Linked DNA regions of Homo sapiens: region 2 is linked to region 1. The links are chromatin contacts, found by Hi-C or POLR2A ChIA-PET in ENCODE. All regions are on one chromosome and are shown on one strand. Each heading gives the region's core, a stretch centred on a gene start or an enhancer-like site at or near the end of the contact. The rest is flanking DNA. Distances are from core to core; before and after follow the strand shown.

Region 1 (5,849 bases), core at 1,004-3,503:
ATTCACACTGTCAAGAGAGAGGCTTATACCACGAACGGTTCCAATTCATTATTTTTAAATCCCCCAGCTGGCTAAAGAGTTAGAAGAAAAGATGTGACAATCATTTGAGTCTTGTCCCAGATGGGCTGTCACTCAAGGGCTATGAAAATCGAATGGGACTGGGCTGGTGGTCACAAAAACTGCAGGGCGCACTGGCAATTCTGCAGGGCTTTGCAGGATGGTGGAAGGTGGTCTGGTGGGCCATACTGGGCAGCAGTGGTGATCCAGCCCCTATGGCTCAGTAGCATTTCTACCCAAAGACAGAACATGTAATTAATTGTCCTACCTCCATCCCAGAGGTGGGTACCAGGATGGCTTCCATGCACCTGGGGTGAGGAGGGGTTGCCTGCACGCCCCTCTTCACTCCTGACACACAGCCTTCCTCAGGGGCAAATGTGCCTCTTGCGTCAGCTCTCCAGGGCAGACCCTGGCGAGGGCACAGGTCCTTCTTTTATGGGCAGAGGAAAGAAAAGCAAGCATTCCAGCTGGAGCGGACACTGAGTTTCAGATGTTTGGCATTTGAACCTCCTTCCTGTGTTCAGGGGATCCCCATGTTATGAAGTGGGGACCTCCACTTTGGAAGGCAGAATTCTCAAGATGCGGCTTTTTTCTTTTCTTTGAGACAGGGTCTTGTTCTGTCACCCAGGCTGGAGTGCAGTGGTGCAATCACGGTTCACTGCAGCCTTGACTTCCCAGGCTTAAGTGATCCTCCCACCTCAGCCTCTTGAGTAGCTGGGAAAACAGGTGTATACCACTGTGCCTTGCTGATTTTATTTTTTGTAGGGAGGGTTTCACATTGTTGCCTAGGCTGGTCTCTAGCTCCTGGGCTCGAGACCTCCTGCCTAGGCCTCCCAAAGCGCCAGGATTACAGGCACAAGCCACTACGCCTGGCTGGATGCTGTTTTTTCTAACCTCTCCCTCAGCCGAGGCAGTATGCTTGCCTGAGACCTTGAAGTGGCAGCTAGTGGCTGTTTAAAATCCCTTTTGGTGACAAGTAGAAGCCTCTACATTTAGTTTCCAAAAGAGCAGAGGCAGTGGTCCCAGTGACAGTGCCCAGCATTGGGGGTGTCTGTGGTGTAAGTCCTGGGGTATGAACCTGGGAGTACTGGAGAATGACATGGGATCTTGGTCCTGGCTAGGGAGCCGCTTAGCCTGGTGACCATGTGACCTATCCAATATTGTTTAATAAACTTCCCACTTAACCCAGCCACAGTTGGTTTCTGTTGTTTGCAAATGAACTTCGAGACAATGGCAGCTGGTGGCACAGAGATTAGAGCCAGTTACTGGGATTTCTCTTTGGCAAGTCCATCCTGGGTTTGCATCTGGGAAGATCTTTCACAAAAGGAGATGTGGAAGGCACAACCATCCCCTCGTGCCCAATTCAGATGCAGCTTACCCTTTGCAGAGCCTGGCACCTTGGCTATGCCAGCTGCAGGGGAAAGGGGTGGCGGCCACCTGCAAGGGTTGGGCCAATGCTGCACAGGATTCGGGCTCAAGACACCAACACCCTGCTAGGCCAGCGCAGGGAACACTCACCACGGGAGCCTAGGGGCTTCCTCAGGGGCCTTCAAGCACAAAAAGAGATACTTTTCACCCTCCCACCCCCCAACCAGGCTGTATGCCTGCCTGGCCCTCAGTGGGCATGGCAGAAATGCTAGGATTCGTGTTGGATTCATGCATTTTTCAGAATAGTTTAAGGACTGCACGAAGACAGAGGGACGAATCACATGACTTCAGAGTTCATTGGTTCCAACTATTCCAGCTCTCCTGAGAAGGCATGTTTTGCCAAAAGTGCACATATGTTCCTCTAAAGAAAACCATGGTAGTTTTTTGATGGAATTTTTTCCTCTCCCAGGCATCGTCAGACGTGCCCAGCACTCGACTGCAGAGCAGCCTCTCTCACAGTTTCCACTCTCATTTCTCAAAGAACTCTCTTGGTACCTCAAGGCCGTGGCTTTCCTAAGTGGCTTTTTGAGGGAGACAGCAGGGACTGGGCTTTAAGGGGGCCACAGCGCAGCTTTCTTTTCCCCTCACAGGCAGAGCTATCAGTAGCCACGTCGGGTAGAACAGAAGGCATTCTGGGAACGCGGTGCTCTCACATCCTGCAAAGTACAGGCCTGCAGAGCAGATGGCAGGGACTTCAAAAGCTAAGTCACCTTGAAAGATAATGGCACAAAGGGCGATTGGGGGTGGGGTGGGTGGGAGGCTTTTGTACCCTTTTGCAACAAGGAAGCAGAAAAGACAAAAGCTATTTGCCAGCCTGGTGCGGGAATCAACAGAATAGAGAGATGGTTCTGCTGCAATTTCCATCAAGGGTGGCCAAGCCTCCAGTCTTCTTGTCCAGAAGTAAGTGGCATCAACCAACTCTGCCAAACTGCATTTCCTGCCTCCTGATCTGGGGTCTTTTCCTTTTCTTTTTTCACACAGGGAGTATTTCCATCCTCTCTGTCCAGGCAGCTGAGCCTTGACAACCTCTCCTCCCCTTCACCATGCCCCGACTGATCTCCTAATGGAGCCCCACCCCTCGAGTCCCTGGGCCTGTGGAAGGTAGGGTCTCCCCCTCCTCCTCATCCTCCCCCACTCCACTCCAGGTGGGGTTGCAATAGGGCTTATCTGGTTTCCTCTAAGCATGAAGCCCTTGACCAGAGGAGGAGCGGGAGTTCACGTCACGCCCCCATGCTTAGTCCTGGCCTTTTGCATTTTTTGTGGATGGGTAAACTGAGGTACATAGTGGTCAACTCATGCCCAGGATCACAGAGGCACTGGCAGGGTGGCAGGAATGCTGAATTCACCTGATGAGAGCCAGGGACAGCAGCGGGTGGGGCGGTGGCTGCTTTTCAACTGAAGTTGTTAAAAGGAATGCTTATTCCTGGCCCCACCGGCTTGCCCTCCAAGGCAGAACGTGTTAATACCGAGCCCCAGCAAAGGTTCAAATTGACTTCTTGGCTCTGAGCAGGGAGGTAGAAGTTCCTGCCCCCGCCACCCCCGGCTCGAGGCTCCAGGGGCTGCCAGGCTCCTCTCGCCTGGCCTAGAAACAATCCCCTCCTGCCACCTCCACGCAGGTGCTGTCAGGACAGGCCCTCTGCCCTCAAACATCTGCTCCTCTCCTCGGGGAGGGGGGCCTCAGCTGCGCGCTGAAGGGGCCAGGCCTCAGAAGCCTGTTCTCCTTTGAAGCTGACAGCTTGATGCCTGTGGAAATGCGGTCCTATTTCAGGATTTCATTTTAAAGAGGTTTCAAAGGAGTGGCTGGAAGGCTTGGTGGAATCGCTTATTACGGCTCCTCTCCCGGCCCGCAGCTTGGTGGCTGAGCACGTCATCATCATTGGCAGGCAGGTGACTGTTCTAAATTAGCACCTGGCTCATTCTGGAGGGCTCTAACTCTTCCTGAGCTTTTTCCAAGAACAACTTTCATGACTTATACCTTCTTATACCTTTCCCACGTTATCTGTTTGAAATGATCCACGGGGCAGGTGAATTACGTGTCATCTCCAAGACTCTTGTTTCTGTCGGGCATGTCTTAAAGACACACACACATGCAAAGGCTATGAAAATGCGACCCCCCAGACCTGGGAAGCTGCAGCCCGTGGAGCCTCAGGGGCAAAGGGAGCAAACTGGCTTGTGAGGGAAGAGCTGCTCTGGTCAGCGGCTGTTGTGGGATGGGGAGGGAACAGGGTGACCCAAGGGGGCAGGGGCCTGGTGCCATGTCTGCTCATGTGCCGCCCTCCTTGTCTCTGGGATCTGCCCCCAAAATGCAAGAAACGCGTAAGCCCACTGTAGCAGATATGGAGAGACTCCGGGGGATTTTCCTTTACCTAACTACTCTGCACCTCTGCAAGGGAGAGCATTATGGTTTGGAAGAAATGGAAACGGCATGGAAGTCCCATGTGGGCAGAGCCTGCACACCAAACCCTTCTAGACTGCAAAGGGTTTGACTCAGCCCAAAGAGGACTCTGCCAGGAAGCTGTCAGGCACCTGAGGCCACCTGCCTCTCCTCCGCTTCAGGAATAACCATCAGTACTGCATCTTGGCTCTGAGGGGCACTGGGCATCACGATGCCCACTCGAAGCAGCTAGGGCACGTTGATCTCTGCATCTCCATACAGATGTCCGAGGAAATGATCCCATAGCCTCATCTCTGTTTCAGAGGCAGAGGCAGAGTCCACCATAATCTAGCCCATTGCTCTCAACCAGACAGAGCGCACCTCCTGGCCACTAGGTGAGCATTTGTCTTTCAAGGTTTATTATTTACAGAAACTGTTTTCCCATTGGTTTTGTTTCCTTCCCCCAAGGTAAGACAATGCCCGGAGAGAAACTCCATTGCTAGGGCATTGGCAAAAGATTTGCCAGACCCTGACACCTGACTCAACCTTGCTCTCCTCCAATCGGTGCCTCCAACTGCACCCACCCAAGAGAGTGAAGACCAAAGTGCTTCTACCAAGAGGGTACAGGTTCCTAGCCTGGCTCTATTTTTCAGAGGGAAGCATTGTTTCTGCGGGGACATGCCTGTTCACTTCCATGGCACTGCTGACTTGTGCTCACCCTATGACGCCTCGCCCAGAGCACAGGAGGACAGTATCCACTGCGGGGCGTTCACCCCACGCGAGCGGGGACAACAGGTCTAGCCCTAAACAACTGCTTGCCTGGCTATAAGAGGAGCCTTGTCTTTTTTTTTTTTTTTTTCTAGATTCCAGAAGATGCAGTATTTTTCCTAAGGCAGGAGAAAACCCTAGTTCATAGACAGCCAGGATAAAAACCCTGGAAGACCATGAGCCAAGGTGAACGAAGAGGAATTTTCTAAATCTTGGGGACAGAGAATTATGTTACATCAAGGCAGCCATGCCAATAAAATGGAAGGCTATGAAAGCAAGCAAGGCACAAGAAAACCCCCATTCCACAGAGAGACACAAGTGTTCTATTTGGTGAAGAGTTTGGTGCACAGACAGACTGCATCCTGTGAAGAGGTGGCCCTTGTCAAGGCTACTGCCGCCAGGAGGATCTTTGCATCTTTAGGATGTGTCACTAGCTCATCGAAACTATTTCTGTAACTCTCTGCAAGAGCCAATTTAAGCTGGCGTCTCAGTTCCCTCTGCACTCAAAAGAGACCAATTTCCAATTCCTCCTCAGAGTCCGTGAGACCAGATGCTACAGCAAATGTTCCAGAGAAATGAACCTAGAAAATGATCCCGGGGTGCTCCTTGCGGGGGAACACAGGACTCCTCAGCTCTATCTCTGTGGCTTTAACATACATCAGTTTCAGGGTGAGTGCTACCATTGCCCCCCGAGAGTGTTTCTGATGGGACATGCTTTCCTGATAGCACAGGGGATCTTGGGGGACAGAAGGTTCCCAGTAAGGCTAGGGGGCACGTGACAGATTGAGAGTGTGATCATGTTTCCAGGTGAGACCCTATTGCATCTGGCAGCCCGAATTGGGCAACAATTCCTGCAAATAAGAAGCCACTGCTCTTGTTAGGTAGGTCATCGTCCCATAAGCCCCACTCGGAGCGCTGTCATAAAAGAAGTGGCAGATTCCTGTGGCTTGGTCTTTCTCCAGGGTGTCCATGGCACCAATTGACACCTGCAGTAGGAAAGGGCAGAGGGGACAATAAGCGGAGCCCCCACTCCCCGTCACGCTTCTGCGTGGTGGTGGCAGCGGGTCAACATGGGCAGGGGTGAGGGTTGCTCTAGTAGAGCCTTGGCCTTCTGAGAGGCTCCAATTCTGAGGGCATGAGGGCACGAAGCCAGCGCTGCCAGGGGGAATGCCCTACCTCTCTGGGCACTGCACTCTGTTATCACGCACCCTAGTTTGTAGCT
Region 2 (6,345 bases), core at 2,989-5,488, 94 kb after region 1:
AACAGAAGAATGATTGTAGGGAAAAGAAAGAGAGATCAGACTGTTACCTGTGTCTATGTAGAAAAGGAAGACATAAGAAACTCCATTTTGATCTGTACCCTGAACAACTGTTTTGCCTTGAGATGTAACTTTAGCCCCAACCTTGAGCTCACAAAAACATGTGTTGTATGCAATCAAGGTTTAAGGGATCTAGGGCTATGCAGGATGTGCCTTGTTAACAAAATGTTTACAGGCAGTATGCTTGGTAAAAGTCATCGCCATTCTCCATTCTCGATAAACCAGGGGCACAATGCACTGCGGAAAGCCGCAGGGACCTCTGCCCAGGAAAGCCGGGTATTGTCCAAGGTTTCTCCCCACTGAGATAGCCTGAGATATGGCCTCATGGGACGGGAAAGACCTGACAGTCCTCCAGCCCAACACCCGTGAAGGGTCTGTGCTGAGGAAGATTAGTAAAAGAGGAAGGCCTCTGTCTCCTGCCTGCCCCTGGGAACTGAATGTCTCTGTATAAAACCCGATTGTACATTTGTTCTATTCTGAGATAGGAGAAAAACCACCCTGTGGCAGGAGGCGAGATATGCTGGCAGCAATGCTGCTCTGTTACTCTTTACTCCACTGAGATGTTTGGGTGGAGAAAAGCATAAATCTAGCCTACGTGCACATTCAAGCATAGTACCTTCCCTTGAACTTATTTGTGACACAGATTTCTTTGCTCACATGTTTTCTTGCTGACCTTTTCCCCACTATCACCCTGTTCTCCTGCCGCATTCCCCTTGCTGAGATAGTGAAAATAGTAATCAATAAATACTGAGGGAACTCAGAGACCGGTGCCGGTGCAGGTCCTCTGTATGCTGAGCGCCGGTCTCCTGGGCCCACTGTTCTTTCTCTATACTTTGTCTTTGAGTCTTATTTCTTTTTCTCAGTCTCTCGTCCCACTCGACGAGAAATACCCACAGGTGTGGAGGGGCAGGCCGCCCCTTCAAATGGTGATTAGCTTGGCATATTTAACACAAAATGATTTCTAACAAATGAAACCAATGTAAATTGATCTCAATTTAAAAAGCAAATCAGAAACAGAGTTTAGAACTTGTTACCAGCTGACACTAAAAAAAATGCCTCCTAAACATCTGCACAAAGCTACAGCAGGTGGGGAGATACAACATACACTTTAGAAACCGTTCGTGCAGCTCATTCTTTTTTTTTTAATTGTGGTAAAATATACATAACATAAAAGTGCTCATTCGTTTTTCTAGAGTAGTTAGGGGACCTGCCTAAGATTACTCAGAGAAGGTGATGAGGCCTTGAATGGGTTAGGGCTCTACAACTGTGAACACTAGTTGTGGGGGTGAATGGGTGCAATCCTGCACTTGTGGGCGCATGGCATTTCCCGGCAGAACTGTGCTGGGAGTATCCTGGTTAGCCAGAAGAGCTTGATGACACAGGAAGGGAAAAAGAGGGCAAACATGAGGGCTACTCACCAACTACCCCCAAAATAAATACAACTAAAGGCTCACACAACTTTTTTTTAATCATTAAAATGTTGGGGAGGAAAGTCCAATCTCACAGATTTGCTTTAATGAGAAGACAATTCTTTTGCTTCTGAGGGAAGGCAAGCCTGGATAGCTGGGTTATTAGGATGACTCAGGTCCTGCTGGAAGTCTTCTACCAACAAAGACTTAAGGGTACCTTTCATGCCTTTGGCCACTGCTTGATGCAAAGGAAGGAAACTGATGAGGTATCTGTACTTAGGATCTCTTGGCATCAATGGGGAGACATATTTATGCTCAAGGAATGCGGAGCTGTAGCAGGACCTTCAGGAAAGGGCGCACCATGAGCCAGAGTACTCCTGCAAGGACCACGAGGCCTGGGCACAAACGTGTGGCCTCTATCAAAATCATAACACCACCAAGAGCACCCATTATTTACTGTTGCCCAGTAGGTGCCAGACAAGATAGTAGGCACTAATTTTTTCCTTAGAAACACTCAGTGGAAGCAAGTGTTATTATCCTCACTTTACAGATGAGGGCATGGACTCAGAAGGGATCAAGAAAGGTCACACATGTCATTCAAGGCAGAGCAGGGGATTCAAACCCAGGTCTGACAAAAGAACCAAGCTTCATCAGCTCTCCTTAAAGCCCTCTCCATCACAGTCATGAAGGGAAAGGTTTTTCAACTTGGATTTTAAAACACTTTATAGATGTAATTAGAATATATTCCAAGGAAGAAGGGGAAAAATAACCTTGATTTGCCTGCCTACTTCTTCTGCTCTCAACTTGAACATCATCTCTTCCAGGACTCCTCTACTGCTCCCACAAACTGGGCGAGGGGTCCTTCCTCAAAGCTCTCAAAATAAAGACCATCATCCTTCATGTGCAATCTCAAAAGCCAGTAAGCTCTGAAAATTTAAAGTGTTTTCGTAAGTTTGCAGCAAGCTCTTTTGGTGGCAAAAGATGAGCCGAACTAATATGAAACTCTTTTCAGCCTTTACTGAAATTATGTGAATATTCATATTCTGATGTGGAAGTAATAACCTGTTTGATGAAGGGGTGCTGCCCAGATCTGGCTGCAGTTATTATGGTATATATAGTACGTTGTACGCATATTACCTTTCTAAAAGCCAAACATTTCTGATGGGCAAACCACAACTGGTCCAAAGGGTTTCAGATAATGGACTCTGAGGCCAGGTGCAGTGGCTCATGCCTGTAATCCCAGCACTTTTGGGAGGCCGTGGTGAGAGGATGACTTGAAGTCAGGAGGTCGAGACCAGCCTGGCCAACGCAGTGAAACCCCGTCACTACTAAAAATGCAAAAATTAGCTGGGTGTGGTGGCGCACGCCTGTAGTCCCAGCTACTCGGGAGGCTGAGGCAGGATAATCGCTTGAACCCGAGAGGCAGAGGTTTCAGTGAGCCGAGATCGCGCCACTGCACTCCAGCCTAGGAGACAGAGTGAGACCCTGTCTCAAAAACAAACAAACAACAACAAAGAAAACAGATTAAGGGACTTTGGACCTATACCTTATGCATAAATGTTACTGCACTACGATCATTTATTCTTGTAACCCCAGCACTTTGTAGAGTGCTTTGCATATAACAGATACACCACAAATATTTCCTAAGTGAGGAAACAAGGCTAAGAAATTAGTTAAGAAGGGAAAATGGTCAGTGCCTTGGAAATGACCATGGCTCCCAACTTGCAGGTCAGGCCTCTAACCCCTGAATGCCACTTCCTTCGTTGACTTTGAAGGCCCTATAAATAGTTGCTGTTGATTGAGGGCAAGAAACATAGCTGCTGTCTTCACTAGGAATAAAAATAGTTCAGTGGTCTTACACTGATGGACCCACACATAATTTTAGCCCAGGAATACAAAGCATAGCAGGCAAATTCATACCTCGGACCACATGGGCAGTGTCATAGGACCCTGTGAGCTTGGGAGCCTTTGGGTCTGACCTGCTACATGCAGTGACCTTTCTAGCCTCACAATTTTCTTATCTGTAAAATAGCAACCAAAGTAGCCCCTAAGGGCTTCCCAGGTGGGTCTCTACCAAGACAGCTCATGGGAGGGACGGTAGCTGTCGCCCCACACTGCAGAGTCCTGCGTAAACTTCAGGAGCTTCTTCACTCCTGTCTACTGTTCTCATTCAGTGTAGTCTGTCCAAACCCCCCACACCTCTTCTCGTCCAAAAAAAGCAGAGTCAATGCAAAAAGAGGCAGTTTGGACCCGGGCACGGAGGCGGCTCATTCTCATCCTGAACAATGGCCAAAGAATTCTGTGAAAAGTAGCCGTAGCAACAGTTAGGTCCCCTGAATCTTAAGGAGCACGGGGTGGCAATGGGGTGGTAATCACTGGCTAGCAAGGACTAGATTCAAATAGCAAACTCTTAATTGCAAGGTCTCAGGTCACAAGAGGGCCAGACCTGGGAAGGAGAATGAGTTACATGAGAGGGTAGTTCCACGCGTTCCCTGGGGGCGGTCCCTCCTTACCTGGTAACACAGGATGGTTTGCTGCACCAGCCGCGCGTACCCGTCCAAGCGGACCCCGGAATTGCTCCTGCTCCGCATCTCCCCGAGGCTCCCAGGCCGCAGCGCCCGATCTGCCGCGTGGGCGCGGGACGTCGGGGCTGTGGCCTCCAAGCGGGTCTGGTTCCCGGACACTCACAGCCTTAGTCGGTTCTTGGGATGGGACCGGGCCGGAGGAGGTCGAGACTTTTCTAAACGCTAGCCCCAAAGTCCGGTTGGAAAGCAAGCCAACCAGAGCTCCGCGCGGCGGGGAGGCGCGGGGGCGGGGACGGGGGCTGGAGCGACGAAGGTCCCGCCTCGGCCAGGCCTGCTGGGCTCCCGACGCTCGCGGGAGCAGCGGGAAACCAGGTTCCGGGAGTGGGGCGAGGACGCCCCTGCCAAGCCCCTTTTACGTCCCGGCGGTCGCGAGGAGGTCCCCCGGGCGCGAAGAAGACGCCAGCCCACCCCAGCCGCCGGGGAGATCGCCCAGGCCGCGCTCAGCCCCGCCCCTGGCTCTGCCCCCGCCGCGGAGCGGAACCCTCCAAGTCGCGGCCTGAGGAGGAAGGAAAAGGGGGCGGCCCGGGAGAGCCGCTGCGAAATCAGCAACGGGCGGGAACCAGGTTGCCTCCCTGAGTCCCTTCTCTCCCCGGCCGGCTGCCAACCACAGCCAAGGCCAGAGAAACAGGCCCTTCTGCCGCGGCCACCTGGGCGCCTTGGACCCGCCCTCCGGACTCGCCCCCGCCCCTGCCGCGGAGTGGAACGTTTGGAACCCTGAGGGGCACAGGTAAGGGGGCGGCCCCGCCCCGCGCCCTGGAACGACCTCACGGCCCCGCCCACATCCCCGCCCCTGGCCCCACCTCCGCCGCAGAGCGGAACCCTCAGAGTCGCGGCCTCGGGGGGGACGAAAAAGGAGGCGGCCCGTGGGAGTCTAGGGGAACCCGGCTTCGGGCGGCGGACGAGTTGGCTTTCCTGCGTGGTAGTGTGGAGCCCCCCGAGACGGGTGCCAGTCCCACTCGAGGCCGGAGAAAGAGGGCCGCCTACCGCGGCCGCCTGGGCACCCCTCTGAGGGCCAAGATTGTAGTCCCACCTCTGGCCCCGTCTCCGCCGCCTAGCGGAACTGGAGTAGCGGGACCCAGCCCGGAAGAAAAAGGGGGAAGGCCCGGAGAGGTGCCCCAGCGACACCTCTGGCGCCTGTGACCCCGCCCCTAGCCACTTGGGCGCCGCTTCCTCGGGCAGGTTCGCAGTTCATCTCCCACGGGTCTACAGCTTGAAACTTGGCATTCATTATAATGTTTCGTGGCTGCTGATAACCTACAGTTCACAATCTTCGGCCTGGTATTCATTGTCCACCAAAATCTGGCCCACATAGGAATTTACTGGACAGCTAGACTAATGCAATCAATTTCCGCAAGCTCTTTTCCAGTCTCCATGCATTTACTCTATGCTTGACCCCTTCGGCCCTTCTTCCTCCTCCTTGACTAACTGAAGCCTATCTTTCCCTTAACGGCCAGCTCAGCTCCTCTATTAGCCTTCCCCATTTTCTGAATTTCTGTAGCCATTGGTTTAGTAAGAGCTTAGGACTTAGAGTCAGTTCATTTTGAGTTCAAATGTCAGTTCTGTCATTTACAAGTCGTATGACCTTTGGCATCCCGTTTTACATGTTTGAACTTAAGTGTTCTCATCTGTAAAATGGAGATAATCATAGCACCTACCTCACAGGATGACTTAAGATCAAGAGGATGAATATAAAGCATTTAGCACAAGCCTGGCTAGTAGAAAAATACTTAATAAATCATAGCTAATTTCGTTGTCACTTGGCCACAATGTATTGCCTCCTGTTGTTATTTATGTTTTCATGTGTGGATGAGGCATATTTTCCTAATTGGAATGTACGTTATTCATTGAAACAGTCTTTTGGTATCTCCTACTATGCCTGGTACAGTGTTGAGCATATAGTTGGAGCTCAATTAATGTTGCTCGCATGAGTAAATGAAATCAGTCCTGCTTAGCTGCGTTCCCTTATGTTTGGTCCTTAACCAAGTTTATATTAGATATTCCAGAACATAAATCTATGGCTTTACTCTGTCACTCAACTAAAGCACCAAACCCCACATCAGCTCACATATTACTTCATATAATACTTTGTTTTCTTAATATTGGCTTTTGAATTATGCAGTGATCCATGTGATGTGCCTCCATGAAGAATTTGCTGTGGTCTAGGGGTGAATAAAACTAGACATTGTTATCACCACTAAATGTTTTGGAATCTGAATATGTACTCTTGCTAGAATTTTCATGTATTCATCTCCATCTAAAAGCTGGGATCATTGCTTCTTTTCATTGTGGCTTTT

What was found. Hi-C counts contacts between places; a loop is a spot of excess contacts on that map. ChIA-PET counts read pairs that join two places held with the same protein, here RNA polymerase II (POLR2A). Pooled maps may share reads with other maps.
Region 2: a loop to region 1 is called in a map of B cell, with 9 times the contacts of the local background. The contact joins the promoter of PHKA2 here to the promoter of PHKA2-AS1 in region 1. A Hi-C loop is called at or near these places in 9 of 168 maps with a recorded cell type or tissue (B cell, CD4-positive, alpha-beta T cell, CD4-positive, alpha-beta memory T cell and 4 more), 13 of 37 single-sample maps with no recorded cell type and 21 of 50 pooled maps. POLR2A ChIA-PET finds 5 or more read pairs at or near these places in 8 of 52 experiments (B cell, CD4-positive, alpha-beta T cell, GM10248 and 5 more).

What each region holds. Positions count from the first base shown.
Region 1 is chrX:18,888,043-18,893,891 of GRCh38, forward strand. PHKA2-AS1 (PHKA2 antisense RNA 1) reads left to right here and starts at 2,254. Exons shown (of 3, transcript NR_029379.1): 1 at 2,254-2,586; 2 at 5,163-5,296. PHKA2 (phosphorylase kinase regulatory subunit alpha 2) reads right to left here. Exons shown (of 33, transcript NM_000292.3): 33 at 4,256-5,613. The coding sequence ends at 5,443.
Region 2 is chrX:18,979,876-18,986,220 of GRCh38, forward strand. PHKA2 (phosphorylase kinase regulatory subunit alpha 2) reads right to left here and starts at 4,239. Exons shown (of 33, transcript NM_000292.3): 1 at 3,980-4,239. The coding sequence starts at 4,057. RefSeq lists enhancers at 4,041-4,541, 4,542-5,042, 5,024-5,073 and a silencer at 4,234-4,923.